Regions from separate parts of the Homo sapiens genome. Here all the other regions are linked to region 3. The links are chromatin contacts, found by Hi-C in ENCODE. All regions are on one chromosome and are shown on one strand. The core of a region is the stretch at or near the end of the contact, and the rest is flanking DNA. Distances in the headings are between cores, read along the strand shown. Region 1 overlaps DOCK10 (dedicator of cytokinesis 10). Region 2 holds the start of STK11IP (serine/threonine kinase 11 interacting protein). Region 3 holds the start of SGPP2 (sphingosine-1-phosphate phosphatase 2). Region 4 overlaps CUL3 (cullin 3).

What was found. A loop is a pair of places that touch in the nucleus more often than their neighbours do. Pooled maps may share reads with other maps.
Region 1: a pooled map shows a loop between it and region 3 (4-fold over the local background). The contact joins the enhancer-like site here to the promoter of SGPP2 in region 3. A Hi-C loop is called at or near these places in 2 of 37 single-sample maps with no recorded cell type and 3 of 50 pooled maps.
Region 2: a pooled map shows a loop between it and region 3 (17-fold over the local background). The contact joins the promoter of STK11IP here to the promoter of SGPP2 in region 3. A Hi-C loop is called at or near these places in 2 of 37 single-sample maps with no recorded cell type and 4 of 50 pooled maps.
Region 4: a loop to region 3 is called in a pooled map, with 25 times the contacts of the local background. The contact joins the enhancer-like site here to the promoter of SGPP2 in region 3. A Hi-C loop is called at or near these places in 7 of 37 single-sample maps with no recorded cell type and 7 of 50 pooled maps.

The regions. Positions count from the first base shown.
Region 1 is chr2:224,949,856-224,956,530 of GRCh38, forward strand. The region is part of intron 1 of DOCK10 (dedicator of cytokinesis 10); the gene reads right to left. Among named protein-coding and RNA genes, the nearest start is that of MIR4439, 57 kb to the right of the region's middle. RefSeq lists a silencer at 3,617-3,666. Within about 2 kb of position 3,601, at least 9 of the 41 ENCODE cell types and tissues checked have a DNase peak (open chromatin) inside an H3K27ac peak, as active enhancers do.
Region 2 is chr2:219,594,487-219,600,728 of GRCh38, forward strand. STK11IP (serine/threonine kinase 11 interacting protein) reads left to right here and starts at 3,371. Exons shown (of 25, transcript NM_052902.4): 1 at 3,371-3,437; 2 at 3,608-3,694. The coding sequence starts at 3,634. RefSeq lists enhancers at 3,323-3,542, 3,753-3,812.
Region 3 is chr2:222,419,625-222,426,138 of GRCh38, forward strand. SGPP2 (sphingosine-1-phosphate phosphatase 2) reads left to right here and starts at 4,919. Exons shown (of 5, transcript NM_152386.4): 1 at 4,919-5,197. The coding sequence starts at 4,979. RefSeq lists enhancers at 4,163-4,462, 5,653-5,802, 5,853-5,912 and silencers at 4,623-4,972, 5,063-5,292, 5,303-5,352.
Region 4 is chr2:224,521,305-224,528,284 of GRCh38, forward strand. The region is part of intron 3 of CUL3 (cullin 3); the gene reads right to left. Among named protein-coding and RNA genes, the nearest start is that of CUL3, 61 kb to the right of the region's middle. RefSeq lists a silencer at 354-423. Within about 2 kb of position 2,252, at least 6 of the 41 ENCODE cell types and tissues checked have a DNase peak (open chromatin) inside an H3K27ac peak, as active enhancers do.

The DNA of each region.
Region 1 (6,675 bases), core at 2,351-4,850, 2.5 Mb after region 3:
GGTACATAGTATGCATAACTATTAGTTACAACAAAGGCAAAAAGGCAGGCCAAAGCAGAATATTTAAGAAAAAATTAGAAATCTGCCTGTCTACTGCCCAGGGTTAAATAGGAGAGGAGAGATAGAATCAATTGAAGGTAGAAGTCAGGAGCTAGTTCATGGAAGGCTTTGAATGCCAAGATAAGGAAAAGTTTCCACTGTATCCTGAAATCATGAGGAACCACTAAAGGATTTTTGAATTATAATTACAATAGTGCTTTAGAAAGATTCATTCGGTAGCTACATGCAGGCTGGATTGCAGATAATTTGACCCAGAGATGGTTTGCATTAATCTAGATATTAACATAGGGTGGTGGAATACAGAAAATTAGGCAACAGAAACATAACCATACATTTCAGGGAAATTATAAAGATCTAGCAATTAAATAAAAAATGAGAGCTGAAATTTACTGAGCAAGTACTATGTGCTGGATGCTGGTCTAAATTTTTTATGGAACCTATTTAAATCATCCAACAACCCTGTGAGGTAAGTATTGTTATCATTGTTATCACCACTCCAGTTTTACAGAGGAATATTTGGGTTCTGGAGAAATTAAGCAATTGGCCCAAAGTCAGTAGCAGAGCTGGGATGTAAGTCCAGGGGGTCCAGCTACTGAGCCCACCGTCTTAGCCAGAAGGGAAGTTCAAAGATGCCAGGTTTCTGACTGGCCATGAAGGAGATGGGTAATATGAGTGAGGGAAAAAGGGTGGTAAGAAGGGAGGGTTTCCCCCCTTTATTTAATGTGCAATGCTGATTTAGACATGTTGAATGTTGCATCCAGAAGATTGTCAAAAGGGAAAGTCCAGCTGTTATATGTGTGCCTAGAACTTAAGAAAAAGTTAGGACTGGAGACGTGGAGCAGAAAGTCATGAAAATAACTAAATTTAAAAGTCTAAAAGTAAACTGAATTTTTGGAGAACAGATTAACAGAATTAAGAACACAGTCTTGAAGTTCCTTTACATATGGTAGATGGAGGGCAATTCAGGAAATACTGAGAAGGCATAGAGATAAAAGGGGAAATTACGGAGCCATTACAGAGCCTCAATGTCCTGGACAGGTGAGGTTAAGGAAGGTGCTGCATGGCATCTGAACAGAGATGGATGTAGGGCCTGGCAATGTCTAAAAAGATTCAGTGTGAGAGATAGACAGGCTGAAAACTAAGGACCTTGCAGTTTTGGATCTAGACATACTTGTGCTTAAATCTTCAGCTGTCTATTAGATAACGTCCAGCAAGGTATTTGACTTATCTCTGCCTAACTTTTATATGTAAGAATAGAGCAATTAGTTTATAGCTTATAGGGTTGCTGTGAAACAATATATGTGAGTCCCTGGAGTTGTGAACAAAATATATATATGTGTATGTATAATGGCTAAGATTCCTATCTGTGTATATACATAAACTATTATTATTGAACATAATGGGTATTTGTCATTTCTTATGTAAGTATGTATTTATGTATATACATATATATGCATGCATATATGTACATACAAAACGCACAGTCTCACATATTCTTATATAAGAATTCAAAGTCTGGTCCCATGGTGTCCAGTCAGAAAGTAAGTTTGCCATTTTCAGTAGAGAAGAGGCTAGATGTTTGGAAATTAAGTAAGATGGGACACTTAACCATGATTTAGAGACATGGGAATTTGAATGCTAAAATGTCAGAAACCTAAGAAAAAGTTCTGGCAATCTGTATTAGTTTTCTATTGCCACTGTAACAAACTGCCACACATTTAGTGGCTTACATCAACCTCCATTTATGATCTGTTTTCATGGGTCAGAAATCTGCATTCAGTGCGGCTCAGCTGACTCTCTGCTTGGAGAACCACAAGACTTAAACCTAAGTGTCAACAGGGTGGTATCTCTTTCTGGAGGCTCCAGGGGAGAAGCTGTCTTCAGGCACATGCAAGGTTGTTGGCAAAATTTATTCCTTACAGTTGTAGGACTGAGGTGGCCATTTCTTTGCTGTCTGTCAGCCAGGGGTTATTCTTAGCTTTCAGAGGCCACCCACATCCCCTGACTCAAGGACCCTTTCTAAACCAGAAATAGCCAGCTGAATCACTCACACTTTGAATCTAACTTCTCCTTTTGCCTCATCTTCCTAACATATCTCTTCTTCTGTATCTCTCTGCTGTAGCCAGGGAAAAAAGCCTTGGCTTTCAGGGCCTCATGTGATCAGGCCAGGACAATCTGGAATCATTTCTCTACTTTAAGGCCACCTGATGATCAACCTTAATTTATGACTGCAAAGTCCCTTCACAGCTGTACGAAAATTCATGTTTGAATAATCAGGCAGTCTGGAGGGGACGTCTTTAAAATACAGTCTACTACGTCTTATTCTCGAATTTTGTATGCGTGTGTTTTAATTTTAACATCAAGGATGTACTGAGAAGAAGGTGTAGATGAGAAAGACACTTGGCCTTTGGTTGTGGTTTCCACTGACCACTGAGATCCAGGTTGCAATGGGACTAAGAAATGAGTGGGAGGAAATGGAAAATTGGCTTCTAGATCATTTACTGGAAAATACTGGCAGTGAAATACAGGTGAGAAGTCGAAATAAAGGTGAGAAGTCGAATGGCACAGGAGAGCTCAACAAAGTTGGAAGAAAGGAAGAAAAATAATGGTGGAGGAAAGGCAGCAAACAAAGTCAATATACTATGTGAAAGTCCTTTTTAAATGCTCAATTATGTTATTTTTTTTTTTTTTTTTTGAGACGGAGTCTTGCTCTGTCGCCCAGGCTGGAGTGCAGTGGCGGGATCTCGGCTCACTGCAAGCTCCGCCTCCCGGGTTCACGCCATTCTCCTGCCTCAGCCTCCCAAGTAGCTGGGACTACAGGCGCCCGCCACTACGCCCGGCTAATTTTTTGTATTTTTAGTAGAGACGGGGTTTCACCGTTTTAGCCGGGATGGTCTCGATCTCCTGACCTCGTGATCTGCCCGCCTCGGCCTCCCAAAGTGCTGGGATTACAGGCGTGAGCCACCGCGCCCGGCCTATGTTATGTTTTAACATGCTCAATTCTAACTATTTTCAGTTAGATAGGCTATCCAATCCGGAAATGGCATCATCACTGAATCTAAGCAACCGGGGGGCAGAAACCTGGCTTTCATTGACAATGCATTTGAATCCATTCCATTAAAATGGCCCCAAAAGTACCATTAGGAATTTAGAGTAACAGAAACATAGTGCTTAAGATTTAGACACATGTACATGATGACAGGATTCACAAGTCCTAAATTGAGCAATTGGTAAGGCACCTCCTATTCATTTCTTCCCACTTCAGTTATTACTTCCTTATTACATTTTATCTTTATTCCAAGTTTTTTAACCTGTTGAGCTTTTTGGCATTTGCCATTGATTACTTCTTCATTATCGCAGAATGCTTGGATAATTCATTTTATTTTTTTCTCTTCCATTTCCAGTAGATTTCCCCATTTGCCTGCAGGTTAGTTTGCTGCACAGCCTTTCTGTCATAGGAAAAACAAGACTGGTCCATGGTGCATCTGCAGGCTCAGCTCAACCAGTGTACACCCTGCTTAAAGGAAGTAAAGCAGCAAGTATCTACTTCCTCCTTCACTGTGGTCTCTCCTGAGCCTCAGCCCTGCAGAAGAGCTCTTAAAGTTAGTGGTACTCAGGCTCACTGCTTCCTGCTAGAAAGGTCAACCCAACTGAGCAGCTCCAAGTTACCAATGAGAGTAGACTTGTCTGGGGGAGTTTAAATGAACACGACAAAACCTCGTATTTCTAAACGTACAGTTTTCAAAGTGGACAATGTCTGTGAAATATAGGTTGGGGCAAAGGTAACTGCGGTTTTTGCGATTATTTTTAAAATAGTGGTTTTTTAAAATGGCGCTACTAAAAATGATGGCAAAACCCACAACTACCTTTGTGCCAATCTAATCGTATACAGTATTTAGAAATTTCTTGGAAAATAAAGGGTGCTGTGCACATGAGTGAGAATGTAGATGAGCCAACAATAACAGAGACTGCAGTTTGTGGGTGTGTGGTGCATGTGGGAGTCTGTGTGTGCAGAGTGTGTGTGTGTGTGTGATGCATGCTTATTGTGTGTGTGGGGTAGATGTTGTGCATTTGCTGTGTATGTCTGTACAGGTATATAGGCATAAAATTATCTTGATTGCATTAAAATAACATAGTACTCCAATTATAGCCTTTCAGACAGGTATAAAGTTGTAATATTTGTTCACAGTACTGAATTTCAATAGGTTAGAAGGTGAAAATTCTCATTTAGAGAATTCTCATCAAATCAGAATTTGATGGGAGAGGGGTTTGGGTAGGTAAGAAATTCATTTCTTACAGAGTTTACAGAGCCCATCTTAGAATCTAACAGCAAACAGTGAAGGAGTTATACTTTTTCAATAGTGGACTTCATCACTGGTCAGAGATATCCATTTCCAGAAAAAAATTATAGTCCAGAGATATGTATATATCTTACCAATAAGTATCTTAGTGTGATATTTAGAAAATAAAATACATTGATTTTAGGGTTTATTATTTTCTGAATTTCCTGTTGGGCATTTAGTTAATCACCCTTTTTGAAGTTTTTGATTTTTTTTTGCTAAAGGCATCCAACTGTCTTCGAGAAGTCATGTGTATTTTAATATTTCCAGCTTCAGCCTGCTCTGCTGTTGAAAATGGGAAATCTCTAAGGGACAAACATTTATTCTTATGGAGACAAAACTCTAACTCACATGCCCTTGCCTCCATCCTCAGAAGCCAGGGCATAACAATAATGACAATGACAACAACAAAAATACCACAGCTAGCTCATAGCATTTCTAAACATGTTTCATACAAATATATATGCCTGGATTGATACTGCTCTTTACAAAGGCATGCAGCTAATTCTCACCTAGAATACAGTGTTCTTTTCCTATTAAAAAGTAATCAACTCCAAAGCAATATATTTTTCATTATACTATTTTTCCTCTACCTTTTAAAGAAAATGAAAAGCATTCCGAGCTGAAGCAGATTTCTTCCACAAATGATCAGGTGAAGACACACAAATACAGCCTCCAAGAAGATGAGGCTGAGGAGATCTGAATCAATGCAGTTATCTTTTTATCTTATAGGGACTGTTTTCCAATTGCATTTTCCCTAGAGACAGAGGTATCCTGTCTGCTTGCTGGCTTGGAGCCTACTCCAGCTTCCCACTACTGGCAAAATTAACTACAGACCAATGTTATTTCCTTTAAAATAAAACAAGCACCTAAAATTGCCCTCCTGTAGCCATTCAAACTACTCATTACCTTGCTTTCAATATGAATGTCACTCACTGTTTAATAATTACCCTGAAAAGCACATTGTATGTAAGTTTTGTGGGGAGACTAAGGTCTTTCAAATCTGTAAAGCTCTAATGGAAAAATTGGTCAATTTATGGAATACCACCATTACATATGCTTTATTCTTGTGGCTGTCTTTTTACTGCAGAAGGATTTGTCTTTATAAATGGAAGGCAATAAAGCATTATTACCTAAGCAATTTTGAGAAGGAAACTAATTGTCATGTAAATGCCAATTGCTGAGTGTGAAGGCAACCAGATATCTAGACCAACAATTTATTGCTAGTGGATCAGATTGTTAGCCTAGGTACAATCCCTGTAACCCAGTCGACTCCACAAACCACTTATTTAATGGCACCGTAATGCATTTGTGTCTTTTAAGGCCTCCACCAGGAGATAAAGCTAATACAATACTTTGATTTAAGTGTTTAATGCCTTGCATTGTGGAAATTGGAGAATAATGGTAGGGTCTTGGGTTTGCAATCAAGAACTTTGTGTTTTGCAGATAACTAATTGTTGAATTTCCTTTATTTAGTTGTGCACACTGCAGTAAATTCTTGACATTTTGAAGTCCAGTAGTTAAGGTCCCCAATTAAAGGGCAAATTAACCTCTGGGTATGTGTTCTGCACCTCACTAGGTAAACAAGAAGAACTGAAATAGCAGAGAAACAAGAATTGGATACCTCTCATAAGGGCACCCATATGTATTTAATCTAGTTTATGAGAATGACTCTCTGTCAAACATTGTTCGTGTCTGTCCAGTGCCAGGAATCAATGATAAGAGAGAATTAGAACAGACTATACACAGTCCATGTGGGGAGATGATGGTACACATAAAACACAAAAGGCAGAAACGAAGTGACAAATGAAGAATATGGGTTGCAGCATCTGAAAACAAAGGAGAACATTGTGTTGGCCAAGGTGAAGCAGGATTTCTTCATACAAGCACTGAGACTTGATTTGGGACCTGGACAATAGTAGGACTTTGAAAGTTACTACTATAACCCCAAGAGAAGAGACTCTCCAGTGTTTGTAAGAATCACATGGATAAGTTGTTTAAAATGTGGATTCCTTGACCCTAACCAGGAGCTCAGTAGCTCTCATTTGGGGGGTTTAGTAATCTGGCTTTATAAAGACCATCCATTGGCGGGCACGGTGGCTCATGCCTGTAATCCCAGAACTTTGGGAGGCCAAAGGTGGGTGGATCATTTGAAGTCAGGAGTTCGAGACCAGATTGGCCAACATGGTGAAACTCTGTCTCTACTAAAAATACAAAAATGAGCTGGGCATGGTGGCATGCACCTGTAATCCCAGGTACTCAGGAGCCTGAGGCA
Region 2 (6,242 bases), core at 2,121-4,620, 2.8 Mb before region 3:
ATGGTGTCTTGCTCTGTCACCCAGGCTGGAGTGCAGTGGTGCGATCTCGGCTCACTGCAAGCTCCGCCTCCTGGGTTCACGCCATTCTCCTGTCTCAGCCTCCCGAGTAGCTGGGACTACAGGCACCCACCACCACGCCCGGCTAAATTTTTGTATTTTTAGTAGAGACGGGGTTTCACCGTGTTAGCCAGGATTGTCTTGATCTCCTTACCTCGTGATCTGCCCGCCTCGGCCTTCCAAAGTGCTGGGATTACAGGCGTGAGCCACCGTGCCAGGCTGCACACCATTTTAATAAAGAGAATTTTTTTTTTTTTTTTTTTTTTGAGAAGGAGTTTTGCTTTTGCTGCCCAGGCTGGAGTGCAATGGCGCCATCTCAGCTCACTGCAACCTCTGCCTCCCTGGTTCAAGTGATTCTCCTGCTTCAGCCTCCAGAGTAGCTGGGATTACAGGTGCCTGCGACCACGCCTGGCTAATTTTTGTACTTTTAGTAGAGACAGGGTTTCACCATGTTGGCCAGGCTGATCTCGAACTCCTAACCTCAAGTGATTCACTTGCCTTGGCCTCCCAAAGTGCTGGGATTTTGGGTGTGAGCCACTGTGCCTGGCTGGGTCATTTTTAATGTCCTAAAGTTCTCTTGTTCTCTTCACATAGATCTGGCATATTTCTCAAAATATTATAAGCATGTGTGTATTTGTATTTATATCTATAATTTATTGATTTTTTGGCTGCTATGATGAATGGGAATTTTTTTCCCTTTTAGATTTGCTAATCTAGACTTCATTTTGTAAAGGTTTTGTCTTAGTTGAAGTTCTTATGGTAGCAATTTACAGAAATACATTCAGATTAACTTAGGCCAAAAAAAAAAAAAAAAAAAAGCGGGGGAGAATTCTCTGGAAGGCAGCCAAGGCCTCCCCTACAGGCCAAGGGTAGAAAGGAGAGTGGGCCTCACAAGGGGGAGGGAAACAAGAACTACGGAGTCTCCTGTTGCTTTCCCTTAGTAGATCTATTTTTCTCTCCCTCTGTAGTTCAGCTTTCTTTGCTTCTCCCTTTGTCCACTTCCATGTTTCTGAGAAGCAAAGGGATATAGAGCAAACCTGGCTACAGGGGCTACCCATGTGGGTGGAGCAATTCTCAGAAAATAACTATGGGTTGAAAAGGCACGGCTGAAACAGATTTCAAGACACTGCAATGTCAGTGACTTGAAAAGAATCTGTTTCTTGCCTAAGAGGGGTAGAGTTGGCAGTTACTGTTTGGGAGAATCTGCCCTTCTAAGTTCCAGATGATTAATAAACAGGGACTGACAATCGTCAGGTTATGGGATTAATAATTCAACAAAATATACTGAGCTCTTACTCTGACTTTATATTTGCATACTAGTTAGCTGTTGTAGGGGCTGAAAAGTTGTGATGCCTTTCTTCCTCATCATAAGGGTCAGAGCTCGTATAACAAGATAGGTTAAGAGAAAAATCTAAAATAAACTAAGAAGTTTATTTAATCAAAGTTTTACATGACATGGGAGCCTTCAGAAATGGCTACCCAAAGAGCCAGGGAAAACTTGTTTTTAATGCTTAGATTCTATGAAAAATGGACAGCCTGCAGTAATGTGGTTGGGCAAAAAGTGTGCCACTTAATAGTAACAGACAGCAGGTGGAAACCCAACGAGGTCTTTCTGTGTAGCATTCCTTCCTCCCAGGTATGAGGCAGGATCTCTTCCAGAATGAGGGTCTTACGGCCTATCAGACAAGGTAGGCCAGAGAAGTTCTTTACGGCCAGCTTGTTTTTTGGACTGAGTTTCCCTCCTGTTGCCCAGGCTGGAGTGCAATGGCGTGATCTCGGCTCACAGCAACCTCTGTCTCCCGGGTTCAAGCGATTCTCCTGCCTCAGCCTCCCGAATAGCTGGGATTACAGGCATGCACTACCATGCCCGGCTAATTTTGTATTTTTAGAAGACACAGGGTTTCTCCATGTTGGTTGGGCTGGTCTCGAACTCCCGACCTCTGGTGATCTGCTGGCCTCGGCCTCCCAAAGTGCTGGGATTACAGGCGTGAGCCACCGCGCCAGGCCACGGCCAGCTCTTACATAGAAAGGTGGGGGGAAGTTTAGGTTTTATGGCTGGCTTTGGGGGAGAGGGCTTCTAGTTTCTGTGACTCATCTTGGGGAAGAGGAATTCTGGTTTCTATGGCTTGCCTTGGGGAAGAAAGAAGGCTGGGAGACAGGAGGGCAGGAAAAGGTCGGAGAGACTGTGCCTGAGGCCTTCCAGTCTCTTTTAGTTCAAAATAGTCAGCATACCAAAGCGCCGTATTTTGGGGTATTGTTTTTCTGAGCTCAACACTGCTGCTTCGGATGTATCTCCACTTACTTTATTTAACCTAAAAGGCTTTCAGCTCAGAGCACAAGTAGTATGCCATGAATGCGAAATTGTGTGGTTCAAATATTCAAAATATTTGAAATATTTGCCATTTCAAATATTTTGTCTTGAGAAAATAAAATCTTTCAAATCTGGCAACTTGGGATAAAGATGACTATGATCCTATCCCTCCTTTCAACTGGCTTAGGATTCATTTTGATTTTCCTCTGTAGAAATGGGGCGCTTCATGAAAGAAACTCTCTCTGAAAACCAGGAATTCTGTTAAAAGACCTTTTTGCTAATCTAGTTCAGTAGTTGACGTTAGCATTTGACGGGGAGCCTGGTGAAAGCTACCATGAGAATTCGGAAGCAAGAAACTGGCAGTCCTGGCGCTACTGGTTACTAATTGAACGACCTTCGCAAGTAACCTAGCCTCTGTGAACCTGTTCTCATTTTCAAACGCGGTTGAATAACTACTTTTCAACTAGGATGTTATGAAAGGTAATAGGGTAAAGACAAAGGACTAGGTTCGCGTGGAGCCCAGTACTGCTGAAGGAAAGATACACGAGTTTGGAGGGAGTCTAAGGAAAAGGAGGCAAAGGACCCCGGAGGTTATATCCTCGGTGGCCTCAGCTTTTACACGATCTAAGTCCATCCTACGGCGGATACGCTCTCCTTTCACTGGAAAATGACTGTTTGCGTTGAAAAAATTTTTATCTAACAAAGCTCCATTTCTCTAAACTTTGCTTCCCCGCCCAGTTTGCAAACGAGTCAGGGTTTCCTCACCGGCGCGGTAGGCTCGCCGAAAGCCAAGCGGGAGCCCCAGGCTGCGCAGGGCGGGGGAATAATGGGTGCCCAGCTCCGGGCCAGGAAGCCCAGGGAACCACTGCAGCCACCACCGCGGTCAGGAGACAGCCCCCGCACCGCCCCTTTTCGATTCGTTTGCATGATCTACGGCGCGGTTTCCGGCGGCAGAGACATGTTTTCCGGTCGTCCCTTGGCTCGATTTTCTTCCGGGGCGGGACTTCCTTTCCATCATTGATAGGCGCCGGGCAGCTGAGCTGGTAGGAGGACCAGACGGGGAGGTTCGGTATGTCTGACCAGGACTTATGTTCCTCGAAAGGGCGGCCAGGAGGATGCTCTTCCTCTCTTTTCTTTCTCGCCTTTTTCTCCGCATGACGCCTCGGTTTGCGCGGACGCCCTGGGCTTTTGGCACTACCGCCCACCTGAGGCTCTTCCGCTTCCTCTTTCCCCCCCCAGGCTCCGCCCCCCAGCGTCCCGTGGCCATGACGACCGCTCAGAGGGACTCCCTGTTGTGGAAGCTCGCGGGGTTGCTGCGGGAGTCCGGTGAGTGGACTTCCGGTTGGGCTGGGCCTCGGACCTCGGACGAGGTGGGGGTGGTGCTTTCTGGAGACACGCCCTGAGAGTCATGGAGTTACGACTGGTAGGGTCACCAGGTGTCAGAGTTCAATTTCTTTACTTTTCCCAGGTTTGTTCGCCCTTACAGTGTCCTTTGCCTGTGATAGCCTAAACTCTAGCCGTCCTTTGAGGCCAAAGGGCGGTATCCCTCCCTCCGTGCCTTCTCTGACACTGTCAGAAGGAAGTGATCATTACCTGACTAAAAGCCCCTCAGGACCAGGGACTGATCTCGGTCATAATCATTATTGTGTAGCAAGGTACTAAATACAGTAGATAGAAGCACGAGATTTGGAGTCGGACCCACTTGGGTTGGAATATCAACCCTCTTTCAAACTTGCCATACTGTTTCCTGAGGCTCAGTTTTCCTCACAGATTGGCATAGTGATTGTACTTAACATTTGTGGGGATTCGTTTTAATTCATGTATTTAGTACAATGCCTGCAAGTATAGTAACTGCTTACAGTTGGGAGCTATTGTTATTGTAATGATTTCCCTGATGCTTGGCACTGTGCCTGGGCATAATGGAGCCACAGTAGTTGTTGAATACTTGGTTGGCATTAGTTGTGGTAGAAAAAGCCTTGGCTTTGAGATCAGATAGGAGAAGTAACTTCCTACCAATTATATGATCTCCATCAAGATTTTTCACTTTTTTGAACCTCAATTTTCATATCTGTAAGATGGGGTTAATAGTGCTTCTCTTTGAGAGATTCTGAGAAGGTTTGAATGAGATACCAAAGTCATCTGGTACATACTACAGTTAATGTTAGCTGTCCTCCATCACTCCATGCTCCTATTGACGATATCTGTGGAAGCTCTCTTTATAGCAGTTTTCTTTTCTTTCTTTTCTTTTTTTTGAGACAGAGTCTTGCTGTGTCACCCAGGCTGGAGTGCAGTGGCGCAATCTCAGCTCACTGCAACCTCCACCTCCTGGGACGAAGTGATTCTCCTGCCTCAGCCTCCTGAGTAGCTGGGACTACAGGTGTGCACCACCATGACCGGCTAATTTTTGTATTTTTAGTAGAGACGGGGTTTCACCATGTTGGCCAGGTTGGTCTTGAACTCCTGACCTCAAGTGATTAACCTGCCTTGGCCTCCCAAAGTGCTAGGATTAAAGTCGTGAGCCACAGCACCTGGCCAGTAGCAGTTTCATTTCCTGGCTTGTATTGATAACTTTGCAAATGTCTTATATCCTTCTCTGGGAGGAGACAACTAGGAGGCCCTTTGAACGTGGGAAGAGTCCTTGAACCATGTCTGTATCTATCCTCAGTGTCTAGTACATACAGAATCCTTCATGTCAGGTTGTAGGACTTGTTAATTTATTCAGTGATGAATGGTGGGTGTGTGAATGTGTGACTACAAGGAGGTAGCAGGAGAAGAGCTTTGTGGCAGCAGAATAGTTTTGTATCTTGATTGCGTGGCTGCAGGAATTTATATAAACAGCATATAGCTATATATACATATTGTACCAACATCAGTGTCCTGAATTTTTTTTTTTTTTTGAGATGGAGTCTCGCTCTGTCACCCAGGCTGGAGTGCAGTGGTATGATCTCGGCTCACTGCAACCCCTGCCTCCCTCCCAGGTTGAAGTGATTCTTCTGCCTCAGCCTCCCGAGTAGCTGGGACTACAGGCATGCACCACCATGCCCTACTAATTTTTGTATTTTTAGTAGAGACGGGGTTTCACCATATTGGCCAGGCTGGTCTTTAACTCCGGACCTCGTGATCCACCCGCCTTGGCCTCCCAAAGTGCTGGGATTACAGGCGTGAGCCACCACGCCTGCCCTTTGTGTTTTTTTTTTTGTTTTTGTTTTTTTTTTTTTTTTTTTTTGAGATGGAGTCTACCTCTGTCACCCAGGCTGGAGTGCAATGGCTCAATTTCGGCTCACTGCAACCTCTGCCTCCTGGCTTCCAGCTGTTCTCTGGCCTCAGCCCCTCGAGTAGCTGGGATTACAGGCGCATGTCGCAATGCCCAGCTGAGAATATTTGTATTTTTAGTAGAGACGAGGTTAGAGTCGTAGAATAATTTTTTGTGTTTTTAGTGGAGACGGGGTTTCACCATGTTGGCCAGGTTGGTCCTGAACTCCTGACCTCAAGTGCCTTGCTCCCAAAGTGCTGGGATTACAGGCCTGAGCCACGGCAACCAGCTCAGTGTCCTGACTTTGATATTGTACTATAGCTATATAAAATGTAACCATTAGGGAAAACTGGGTAAAGGATACAGGGGACCTTTCTGTATTATTTCTGCAGCATTCTTTGACTCCATACTTATTATATTTTTTAAGCCAAAAAAGCATTCCTTCATGCCTAGCTTGTAGCTGCACTTTTTTAGGTGCAGTGATGAATACCAGAGTGATCAAAAGATGCCCTCAAGGATGAAAGTCTCATTAGAGAGAGCAGTTTTAACAGACAGCAATAACAATGCCTTAGTGCTATAATGAATAGTTATTCTATGACATACTTTTTAGTATTGTTTGAA
Region 3 (6,514 bases), core at 3,669-6,168:
AAGAAAATTTGAAAAATGTCTTCATCTATGATCTGGAATATGTTAATTAGCATTGTGATTACCCATTTTTTAAATGATTGATAGAATGTTTTTGTGAAGCCAGCTAGGCCTGGTGCTTTCCATAGAGGAGTATTTTAACCCCCTTTCTCTAGCTGTTTTATGATAATTAGTCTGGTTAGACTTTCTTTTCTGGGATCAATTTTAGTAAGTTGTGTTTTCCTTAAATAATATCTATTTCATCTATTTTTAAAACTTATTTTCATAGAGGTGTACAAAGTAGCCTCTAAGGCTTTTAAAATTTTTCCTCTGCTTTTAATGATTATTTTTCCTTCAGTATTTAAAATTTTGTGCTTTTGTTTTTCCTCTTGTTCTTTCTTTATTAGATTAGCTAATGGTTTGTCTATTTTGTTGCATTTTTTCCCAATAACTCTATTTTGCATTTGTTAGTTTCATTGTTTTTCTCTTTTCTAATTTAAGGATTTATACTTTCTTTGAAGAGGTCCATAATTTTGGCAGATTTTTGGGATAATTCTGATTCCAGATTTGAGAATTACAGCTGTGATACGTGTAGTTTTTAATAGAAATTGTCATCTGGTGCTCCATTTTTTTCCCTTTAGTATTGTTTTTATATTATTGCACGCGTTTTTCTCTGTGTATGCATCTTATATGTGTGCAACAGATGGAAGCTCCTTGAGGCCAAGACTATGCATTGTATTTCTTAGGGACAATAAATATTGATATTGTGGCTATGAAATTAGAGAATTAATGTAAACATGAAGAACTTGTAGTATGCAGCTTCTGAAAAGGCTCCCAAGAATCCCTACCATTTACTACTCATATTCTTGTCTCACTCCCTCTGTCCTTCAGTGTGGGCTAGATCTAGGGCCTTGCTTCTATGAAGTAGAATAGGATAAAACTATTGGAATGTTACCTCCAAGATTGGGCTATAAAATACTTCTATTTTGTCCTGTTCAGACACTCTGTATGTCTTGATTTCCTCATTTGCTTGTTTTGGTGAAGTAAAGGGCTGTATAATGAGCTATTCTATGAAGAGGCTGTATAATGAGCTATTCTATGAAATGGCCCATGTGTTGAAAAAGAGGGAATGGCCTGTGGCCAACAGTCTGCAGCTAATTGAATCTACCAACCATCGTCTGAGTGATCTTGGAAGCAAATCCACCTCCAGTTGAGCCTTGAGATGATGTAGCCTCAACCAGCACCTTGACTGTGACCCTGTGAGAAACCAGAGCCAGGGGACCCAGCTAAAACCACTTGGATTCCTGCTCTGCAAAAACTTTGAGATGATAAATGTTGTTGTTTTAAGCTACTATTTTTATGTGATAATTTGTTATGCAGCAATAGATAATCAATACAGAACCCAAATTCTGTATACTTGTCTTGATCCAGGAAGCATTGCCCAATTGAAAACTGAACAGTCTAGTTGTAATTTGGAAGTAACGTGCTTTGCAGAGAAATAACTCTAAATCAGAACTTAAAATGCAATAATGTAATTAATACCAAAATTTTTCATTTATAATGAAGGTATTTTGACAACACTTAAAAAATTACTTTAACTTATTAAAGGTTACCAGGTGTCCCTGCCCCCATTTTTTTTTTTTTTTGAGATAAGATCTCACTCTGTTATCCAGGCTGGAGTGCAGTGGTGTGGTCATGGCTCACTGCAGCCTCAACCTCCTGGCCTCAAGCAATCCTTCTGCCTCAGCCTCCTGAGTAGCTAGGGCTACAAGTTCATGCTACCATGCCTGACTAACTTTTACAATTTTTTTGTAGCAATGGAGTCTCCCTGTGTTGCCCAGGCTGGTCTTGAACTCCTGGCCTCAAGCAATCCTCCGCCTCAGCCTCCCAACGTGCTGGGATTACAGGCATGTATGCCTGGCCAATTGTCTTTTGGAATAACTTATTTTTAGTGTGGCTTCTTTTAAAAAATTCTATCTGCACATGAGTATTTATAACATGCCAAGTGAATGACAAGCTGCCTAGATAAAATGTGTAGATTATGGCTGAATTATAACATGGATTTTTACTGTACAACATTTTAACCAACATTAGTTTCCTAATACTGGTGGAGACTGCTGGTTGCCCACAAAAAAATTCTGTCCTCCACTTCTTCCACAGGAATATAGCTTAAGCTTGACATAAGGTTGCCCTGCTAGAGATAACATTTCCAATTGTTTCTCACTGATGGAATGTTAGTGAAAGTGATGTGTGAACTTCTGCCTCACTTGCTTAATAAGACATTGCTGCTCAGAACACTCTCTCTCTTCACCCTTTCAGGAGCTGAACTTCAGATGTTCAGCCCTAACCCAGATTCAACCATGCAAAAGAGGACGATGACCTAAGGCTCAGTTTCAGGGCATGGTGGAGCAATAAGATGAAAAGAACCAGAGTCATGGAGTAGGGCCATGGAGCAGAGCTTCCTACTAACCTCAACTGCTTGCCTTAGAACCATTCTATGAAAGAGAAATACATGTCTGTGTTCCTTAAGCCACTCTATTTTGGGGTCTCTTTGTTATAGTAGCTTAACCTTTATCCGAACTAGTATTAATATATCCATCATTGATTCCTTTTAAATATGTCATTTTGTAATTGTTACATATATACAAGTGAGCAAAGTACAAATAACTGGATTTCTGCCCTGGCAAAAAAAAAAAAAAAAAAAAAAAAAAAAGGTCGGGGGGCGGGATGTGAAATGTATTTCCCACAGGTATGACTAGTGTTCAGTGATCAAAGAACTACAGGGTGTTTCTCTGGTATCAAGAAAAAAAAATTTTTTGCATGACTGCAAGCTACTATTTGATATCTCTGCACCATTACAGCAGTCTTTCAGTCCTACCACTTCTCAAAGATGTTGATTTTTGTTAGGTTGGTTGGGAAATTCATGTTCAGAATAATCAGACTGGGCCTTAGAAAAAAAAGGTTCTGGGGAAATGGACTTTACCACTGCCCAGGAGGCTCAAGATGTCCTACTCAAGATGTTCAGAGCCAAATTCTCTTGAGGATTCCTTCCTAGATTGAATGACTCCAGCACAATACACCTTCTTATCATGATCTCACTAGGCCTTATAGAGCTTGTCTCAAGGTTATTTTTACAAGAGCCTTATAAGAAAGACAAGAAGTGAGGATTATCATTTCATTACAGGGATAAACTGCGACATATGGTGACTTACATCAGGTGACTTGGTGAGCCACTAGAAGCTGGAATCAGTAACTGATCCTCCATGGAGATAAAATGCTCTGTCTACAAATACAATTCTTTGGCAATTAACTTAATGCTGCGTGTGCCATGTTTTGCTTTGCCTATTTTTCCTAACTGGTAGAAAGAAAAATCGAAGCACTAAATTCGGGAGACACATGATGCAAGTGCCTTCACAGGAAAACATATTTCTTTAACACATAAGCAGAACAGGTCCCCAACGATCACAGCTCCAGCTTCTAAAACCAAACCACAGGGTTTTGCCTCACACCTGTAAATGACAGCCAGAAGCATTGTGGAGAGATGCTTCCACCTCCTGGGCCGGACATTTCTGTGTGTGATCCCGCCAGACATGACAATAACTCTGCGTGTCTTCTGTAAGAGGAAAATGGTTTCCCTTAAGAGCTTCAGCATTCTCTCAGTCCCCTTGACTTTGCTCTCCAGACAGGACTGAGAAGCAAGAAAAGTAGAAACTAGGGCATGAAGGGGACTACATCATCCTGGAAAGTCACATCCCAAAGACATTCAGGCCTAAAAGGACAACTGAATAAATAAGGCATTGACAGGTGTTCATTAATCATTTGTGCAACCAAATTCTTAGTAGGCTTTGCATGGACAATCAGGAAACATGCAGGTTTCTGCTGCAAACGAAAGACGGGGTTGAATTGCACTTTTGTTGCAGACTGATCACCTGGGCCTAATTTGATTGTTGCCTCCCAAGGGATCTCTGAGCCCAGGAGGGAAATGTAGGAGGGAGGAGGGAAAACCAAGGCCGGCCTGCAGGATGTTTCCTTTGCTATCTTCTGCTGAGTGCTCTAAAGCAGGTGCAGGTGCAATGAGATACCTAATCCTGTCCCCAGTCCTCCAGCACTTTGTTCTCTTCTCGTTTAAACTCCCTAAATGGTCTGGTGGGGTTTTCCCAGTGTCATTGCTTAAAGAGAGGCAGAGCGGAAAGAAAGAAGTAGGAGAAAGCGGTAAGCATCTTTGTTCTCAATGCGGAAAACCCAGAAGGGACTTTCCTTCCCACCCACCTGAAAATGTTCCCCAGTTGCCAAATCAGAAGGGCAGGGGCAGCGACGCGGAAGATGACTCAGGGCCCACTTTGAACCTCCTGGGTACTTGAGCAAGCTCAAGGGTGTTCGGACCTCTAGGGAGACGTTGCATCACGCAGTTTGGAAAGAACTTGGGAATTCTCCCTGGGGGGCTCGCTGTATTTACTGGGAACTAGTCTTGCAGGAAGGTGAGAGTACGTGGCTGGCTGTGGGGAGCTGGCGTGGGAGGAAATCCGACTTCACCTTGGGCTCAGAGTTGCAAGGAAGGTCACTGTGGGATCAGCCTGAGCCCAAAAGGATGGGCTAATGGGAGCGGCCGCAGGTGCACGCGCGCTCGGCCGCTCCCATTAGTGTTACGTCTGCCGGGGGAAGAAGGTGGGGTGGGGGGTTGGGGGCGCCGGGAGAAGAGAGGCGCAGTTCGGAGATCGGCACTCCTCCGTCCAGTTACAGGCGGTCCTGCCCCCGTGGCCGCCCGGGGCCGCCCAAGCCCTCCGGGACGGAGAGAAAGGGGGACGCGTTGCGCAAGGTGGAGGCAGACACCTGGGCGGGCGCTAGGACCCGGGCGGCGCACCTGTTGGCTGGGCCCGGGGCCCCGCCCGCCCGGCCTCCGCCCGGAGTGCGGGATCGGCGGGGGCGAGGCGGGAGTGGCGGTGCCAGCGGAGGGCACCGGCCCGGCGTGGCAGCGGCGGCGGAGCGCGGCCCCGGGCACACCATGGCCGAGCTGCTGCGGAGCCTGCAGGATTCCCAGCTCGTCGCCCGCTTCCAGCGCCGCTGCGGGCTCTTCCCCGCTCCGGATGAAGGCCCCCGGGAGAACGGCGCGGACCCCACGGAGCGCGCGGCGCGGGTCCCCGGGGTCGAGCATCTCCCCGCAGCCAACGGCAAGGGCGGCGAGGCTCCGGCCAACGGGCTGCGCAGAGCCGCGGCGCCGGAGGTAACCATGGGCAGGTGTTCGCCGGGTACGGGGAGGGGGCGGCTGCGGACGTGCGGGTCCCTGCGACTCCGCCACGCGGGGCCGGCCGGGCCGAGAGGGCGCCGTCCCCGGCAGTGACCCGGCTCCCGCCGCTGCGAGCGGACGGGGAGGCCTGGCCTTCCAGTAACCAGGATGCCACCCTCCAACGCTGCCAGGGGCAACCGGGTCTATTGAGATATCCCCAGACGCTTTCAATGCAGTCCATTTAGAGACTTCCCACTTTCAAAAGTAGTTAAATTCACGTAGATGCCAGCAAATATGTAAGAGTTACGTAATGGAACGGAGGAGCGGGGATGTCCTTGGCACTTCCCCGGGGAGACGTTCTTAGACTCCCCCCCACCCCCGTATTCTTGCATTTCCGCCCATCCCCCTTCCCTGATGCGCACAAATGCGGGTGCAGCCGGGCTCAGCGCGCTCCTCACCGCGCTGCACCGCCAGCTCTGGGCACAGAACTTGGGGCTCACACAGCTCCTAGAGAGATTTACAACCTCCCTGCACTACCCCCGGCGATGATGTCTTAACAGCAACTCTCGCTTGCCCTCCCCCAGAGTCTGGGGGTCCCTCCTGCCTGGTGGGTCTTTTATGGACCGACACCAGTGACTTCTAACAGATGCTTCTGGGAGGGAAGCTCGCTACGCTCCCGCTAGGTGTTCAAAGCGTGGTTATACAACCCACTGCGGCTTGGGGGGAACCAGCGTGCGTCGTCGTCGCAGTGCACAGGGACTTTAGGCAGCAGGGACCAGACGGGCTGCACTTGGCTTCTGGGGACGCATGTCTACCGGGAGCACTGGCAGCACCTGCCTTTTCCCTCGGCAAAGTCAAAAGTGTGGCGCAGGAGAACAGAAATAAACGTATTAATAATTCGAATTCCTTGTACACAGCCACATTTTGTTCTTCCTAGAAGGTTTTGGTGAAAGAAAGGTGGCCTTTACTTACGTGTAAATTTCTAGATGTAGTAACTGAGGAATTACGAAGAACCTGGCTTCTGTGTGGAATGGAATATTATAGGCATTGGATTACAGAATTTGTTTGGGAGGGTGAGGGTGGTTGTGTGTTCTACTCCAGAGAAATCCTCCTCTGTATTTTTTCCTCTTTATTGTTCCTTCTTTATCCCATGTGACATTCCGGTAACCTATAGATGAGTATGAGAACCCCTCTTTTTTCTCTTGCCTTGTCTTAAAAACGGGGCAGAGTAGGGGGGATAAGAAATCAGCTGGGCGTGGTGGTGCGGCCTGTAGTTCCAGCTACTCCGGAGGCTAAGACAGGAGAATAGCTTGA
Region 4 (6,980 bases), core at 1,002-3,501, 2.1 Mb after region 3:
ACCTTTGGGTCACATTCAACTCTGAAAGCTTAGTATAAATATAAATACAAAAGTCCTCTGGTTCTATTACAAAGTTTAAGGGAGCTTTTAATAACATGTTTGCTTTAAAGTCCAGTAGTTTCATACTTCTTTTTTTTTTTTTTTGAGACAGAGTCTCGCTCTGTTGCCCAGGCTGGAGTGCAGTGGCACGATCTCGGTTCACTGCAACTTCCGCCTCCCAGGTTCAAGTGATCCTCCTGCCTCAGCCCCGCTAGTAGCTGGGATTACAGGTATGTGCCACCATGCCCGGCTAATTTTTGTATTTTCAGTAGAGTTGGGGTTTCACCATGTTGGGCCAGGCTGGTCTCTAACTCCTGACCCGCCTCGGCCTCTCAAAGTAGTTCAGTACTTTTACTACTACTCCTAATAGACCAAGGATAGTTATTTATTAGTACTTATTCATCTATCCTCTGCCTGGTCCCACATATGGCCAGCAGTAGCTATTTATTTAGGAAAAAAAAAAAAGGTTTAACAATGTGTGAATTGCTGTGAAAGTTGGTCTTTTAAGCTAACTGTCAAGCTGGTTAATCAAACTCTTAAATAGTTCTTCTTTCAGTTTCTTATCCTCATACTAAGAACATCTGTAACTGTTTTTGTCTACTACTGTAAAAGAGAATACGAAAAGACAAATGTAAACAGGGTTAAAAAAATCTTTATAAATATTAAATACTTATTCTGCTAGTAAGCTAGAGATAAACCCTGAAAAGTTAAACTCACATTTAAAATTAAAAAAAAAAAAAAAAGAGGCAAATAACTCTATGACAAGTCTGTCAGAACATGTTAGAACTTGCCTTACCAAATTTAATCACTAAGGTAATCCTCTATTAACAAGTAATAAAATATTTTCAGAGTTCACTTTCAAATCATGAAATAAATACAGATTTAAAAAGGTTTAACACAATGAAGACAGAAATAGAAAAATTTTAAATGAGCAGAAAAGTAGTAAAAAGTTTCTACTGCAGAATCATAGTGGGGGAAAAAAAGTCTAATTATAATTAGATCGAAGTTTAAAGAACTTTCTCAATACTTTCCATGATACCAGTAACTGACTACACTTCTAAAACAGCACCAGTAACATATGAATTAGTAAATTGTACAGATAAACATTTCTAGATATAAAAATATTACTGATAAATTTGGTAGAGAAGCATATGATATGGTGTCAAAAAACCTGGTGGACTTAGCCACTACTAAAAAGCTCAGAGTTTCCACCACAGTAAAAATTTTCTTAAAATCTTTCTTGGGAGGCCGAGGCGGGCGGATCATGAGGTCAGGAGATCGAGACCATCCTGGCTAACACAGTGAAACCCCATCTCTACTAAAAAATACAAAAAAATTAGCCAGGCGTGGTGGCGGGAGCCTGTAGCCCAGCTACTTGGGAGGCTGAGGCAGGAGAATGATATGAACCCGGGAGGCGGAGCTTGCAGTGAGTCAAGATCCTGCCACTGCACTCCAGCCTGGGTGACAGCGTGAGACACCGTCTCAAAAAAACAATCCTTCTCAGGGGTCTGAAAAATTTTAACAAGAAAAACACAGTTGTGAAAATTTTTTATTTAAAAATAATTTCCATTTAAGAATTGTCTACCAAGATATTGGACAAATCAAACCCATGTTTCTCTAAAGTTGTGTAAACTGCAATAAATCATAAAATAAAAACACTGTTCTCTACTTCAAATTTAATAATCTAGAGGTCAGAGGGAAAAAAAACAGTTAATCACACTTTGAGGTCTTAGAGCAATGAATTTATAAGACTATCTTTCAGGAAAGAAGACCTGTATTAGAGAAGCAATACAATTCAGTGGTTAAGAGCACTGATTCAAGAACCAAATAGCCTCTGTTTCAGTCTTGTCTGCCATTTACTAGGTGTGACCTTAGTATCTGTCTCAGTTGCCTCATCTGTAAAATAACATCTACCTCAAAATGTTATTCCACCTTTAGTACTGAAAGAAAAGCTTTTGTAAGACCAACGCCCCTGGAAGAACAACTATAAAAGCTGGATGAAAATAAAAAACTACCACCTCATACCCATTAGAAGAGTTACTATAAAAAAAAAAAACACAAAACACAAAATAACAAGTTTTGACAAGAATGTGGAAAAATTAGAGCTCTCGTGCACTGTTGGTGGAAACCTAAGATAGTATAGCTGCTGTGGAAAGCAATATAGCAGTTCCTCAAAAATTACAAAAACAATTAACATAGGATCCACTAATTCCACTTCTGGGTATACACCCAAAAGAAATGAAAGCACATCTTGAAGAGGTATTTGTACATTCGTGTTCACAGCAACATTATTCACAGTAGCCAAAAGGTGAAAACAACTCAAGTGTCCATCAACAGATGAACAGATAAACAAAATGTGGTCTACACATAGAATGCGGTATTATGCAGCCTTAGAAAGGAAGTAAACTCTCACATATGCCGTAATACGATGAACCTTAAGGACATGCTAAGTGAAATATGCCAGTGACAAAGGGACAAACACCTTATGATTCCACTTACATGAGGTAATGAGTGATCAAATCATAAACAGAGAAGGTAGAATGGTAGCTGGCAGAGGCTTGGTGGAGGGGAAAATGGAAAGTTACTGTTTAGTGAGTACAGAATTTCAGTTTTGCAAGATGAAAAGAATTCTGGAGAGGATGGTGGTGACAGCTCTGTACAACAATGTGAACGTACACTTAATAGCTCTGAACTGCACACTTAAGGGTAAGATGGTAAATTTTATATGTATTTGACCACAATTAAAAAAACAAACCAAAAACCCCCAGTGTTTAAAAGCATCAAGAGTAACAAAGGCAACCTAGACTTGTAGGGCCAAGATTCCGGAGAAAAGGCAAACATACTGAGAGGAGCCCCATACCAGCCTTCACTGGTTCCCTTCAGTCACTTGCTGTCTTTGGAGGACTGGAAATAAGAGCCCAACCAGAAAGACAAAAGTGGAGTTGGTTACCAAGCAGCTAGGACTTAAGATGTCAAGGTTCTGAAGAGGAGAGAAACACAAAGAGCCGCAATTTCTGCAAGAAATTTTTCACTGAGATGTTTACTGATACAGCACCCTAAGCAAGGGGTGATGACACCAAGAATCCAAACAGAAACTATCAAAGGGAGGCTGAAGATCTGTGCTGAAGAGACAACTGTTAGAATTCTAGGAACATTAATTCAGAAGGCAACCTGGCAAACACCTCAGGCTTTCTTTCAGTTCAGACCCCAGAGGAACTATGCTCTGTGAATAGGTATGTCCTGGAAATAAAGGCAAACTGTTAACAGACCAACACTAACTAAAAGCTAGCCTCAACTAGATCACGGTGATCTGACTGTACTTTACCTGCCTGCCGGAACAAAATTAAATTTACTTTGGAGGAAGGTATCATGCAGGGCCTCCACAATTTTTCACAAACAATACTGGAATTCAAATTTTAAAACACCATGCTTGCCCGTTTCCCCCACAAAACAAAACAAAAACAACCCAGGATCAAAAGTATAAAAACCAAAGGGGAAAAACCCCAAGAAGTCAAAATGTTCTAAGACCTTTGCCCTACCCAGAAAGTGGTAAGTAACAAAACAAAAAACTAATCTAATGCATATAATCTCTAAGGTAACTACTAAAATAACATGTAAATAATAAGCTAATGGGGGTGGGGGTAATAAAATACACTTATTAATCTAAAGAAAGCAAAAAAAAAAAGCTGAGGAAAGTAATAAAGAACAGATGAGACAGAAAAAAAAAACAGGACAGTAAATTTAAACCCAAATGTATCAGTAATTATTTTAAATGTAAACAAACTAAATGCTTCAATATATGGAACAAGTGATACACCTTAAAATTCTGGGTTTATCATAAACTCTACTAAACAGTCAATTAATGTAATTCTTTTGCACTGAGGTGATTGATAGAGCACAGTGGTGAAGACCATGAGCTTTAGAATCAACTTCTAAATTCAAATTTGAATCAAAAATCAAACACTGCAAATTCAAAGGCTTAAATCCAATGTTCTACTCCAGTTATTCAGTAAATGTATGATTTTGGCGGGTTAATCTCTCTAACCTCATTCTTAATCTTTCTAACCTCAGTTTTCCATTCACAAAAATGGAGATAACATTCAACTTTAAGGTCAAGTATTTAAAACATGTGGCACAGTGATACAGGTATGTAATAAATGATATCTGTTGTTATGTATTTGGAAAAACATTTACCTTCAAAGAAACACAATAAATTTTTTTGTTTTATTGATCTCCTAAAGTATTGCTTAAAAATAACAAAAATAATGATAAGATAATAATATTGTTAGGATTAAATAAACATACATAAAGTGCTTAAACAGTGCCTGGCACGCACCAAAGGTAAAAGTATTATTTGCTCTTTTGAGTAGCAGTGTTGGGGAGACTCAGCCAAGGAAGGCTTATATTAACCTACTTGAAGAGTTCCTAAAGAAACTGTGATCAACTTAATCTACTCTGTTTTCTTCCTTCATTATCATAATTCCTCAGACACTACATCTAGCTGTTCACTTTCAGTTTTAAGATGGTATAAAACTTAAGAGCTAAAAGGGCTCTAACATTTAAAATAATCTAATCAACATATCCTTACAGATTCCATAGATAGGTTTCAGGCACCCATAAACCCCTTGAAACTGCACAAAGTATGTGTTCTATGGTATGTGCATGCACACATGCCTGCCTCTTCCAGGAGAGAGTTCGTGAAATATGACCATTTTCCAAAGGATCTATGACTCCCAAAAGATAAGAATCAGATCTCTTGTCCAATAATTTTACAGATAAGAAAACAAGAGTCTTGAGAGGGTAAATAACTTGAGCAAATTAATGACAAAGCAGGAACTAGTTTCTTAATTCACATTAAACATTCTTCTCACTACTCCAAACTTCCCATATACATTGTCAGAGTCCACTTTATGTATACAAGTTCATTCCCTTTACTCTATCAAGATGTGATGTATTTCCGGGCTGGGCGCTGTGGCTCATGCCTGTAATTCCAGCACTTTGGAAGGCCAAGGCAGGTGGATCACCTGAGGTCGAAAGTTCGAGACCAGTCTGGCCAACGTGGTGAATCCCGTCTTTAAGAAAAATACAAAAAATTAGCTGGACGTGGTGGTGGGCGCCTGTAATCCCAGCTACTCGGGAGGCTGAGGCAGAAGAATCGCTTGAACCCAGGAGGCGAAGGCTGCAGTGAGCTGAGATTGCACCACTGCACTCCAGCCTGGGCGACAGAGGGAGACTCCGTCTCAAAAAAAAAAAAAAAAAAAAAAAAAAGAAAAGAAAAACAAATAATGTGCTCTATTTCTGACCACAGGGTCTACTTCATGTTAGGCAGTGTAAACACTGAATACTTGCCTTCCTAAACTTAATGTCATGGACTGCTAAAATCATCACTGCATATACCCAGAAAACAGTTCACAAGGCACAGCGATCAAGTTTATCATTCTCCAACCTGGGCGACAGAGCAAGACTAAGTCTCCAAAAAAAAAAAAAAAAGTTTACTGTTCTATTAATCTGTTTCAGATAGGGGCTGAAAAATATTAAATAACATTTTTAAGTAGCAAGAAAAATAAAATTAAAAAGCAGCAGGAATTTAAGGAAGGAAGAAACCCTTATTATCAGGCACATTCTTAACCTTTACAGTATTTCATGATGCCCTGGTTTCCTTGACATAAGGCCTAGTATGTGACTTCTAACTATAAAAAGATGCCGGGGTACTGGATACTGGTCAGTCATAGCTATAAAAATTAGAGCACAAATGGGGAAAGCCTGTCTTAAAAAGACCTTTCTTACAAAAGCAAAGTCAGTCAAAATGTTGAAGAGGTATAGCCCAAAAGTCACTGCATCCTGTTTCTTCTAGTACATCATTCTGAAAGCAGAGAAGGTGCCAGGAAAATTCTTAATCTATCTGTGCTTTTCCAGAATATAGTTATTTTCAAAATTCTCTAAATGTGCAACCTAGAATATTGTGAACAAACTTTTTAAAGAGCTAAAATCATCAAAATGTACATGAGAAAACACAGACCCACAGACTCCATCATCTCTATGTTCTTATCCTATCTTCTGGCCTCCAAAAAGGCACACAAATTCTCCACGGTAGCTTTAGCAAATAGCGTATAGTATTCATCTAAACTCTGCTCCTTGCCACCTATTACCTTTGGTTCACACCATGAGCAACATTTGCACTACAACGTTCACACTAATGAGCAATCTGACACACTCCTTAAAGATGCCTAAATTTTAATCTTGCATTTTATCAAGATTCCCTCCAGCCACACATTGATATAAGCAAACCTTGAACCTCATCATTAGAAGACATCAAATAACTCTGGCATTGAAGATCATCTTTTTCTTCCCACCTCTCCTACTTTGTTACACTTGAACGATCCCGTTTCTCATTCTCACTAGATCTCTAGGTCTGCTGATCCCAAATACGTAATACTTCTATTTCATGGACCATATGAGATTCACTTGCTTCCTTTAACAGCACAGACCCACAGCAACCATTTCAAAAACGCTACTATCTTAGAATTCTCCCCCACACCCAAGAGGGAAAATTCTATCAGTGGGTTTTCCTTATTTTGAACACTCTTCTCTGAGGCTAAGTACCCTGGAAAAAGGTCAAACTCTAACTGGCTCCACTATACAAAATTTGTGCCAACTCACCTAAATTATCCCCTCACAACTATAGATAATCCATTTATTTACACCTAGTTGATCACAGCACAGTGAGCATTCCATTTTTTTTCCTTGTATTAGTTTCTTATTGCTGCTGTAAAAATTACCACAAATTTGTGGTTTATCTATTCTCTTATATTCTAGAATTCAGAAAACTGAAATCAGTTTCAGCAGGCTAAAGCAAAGATGTTGGCAGGGCTGGCTCCTTATGGAGGCTCTCAGGAGCACCCATTTCCTTGCTTTTCTAGGGGCCATCTGTCTTCTTTGAC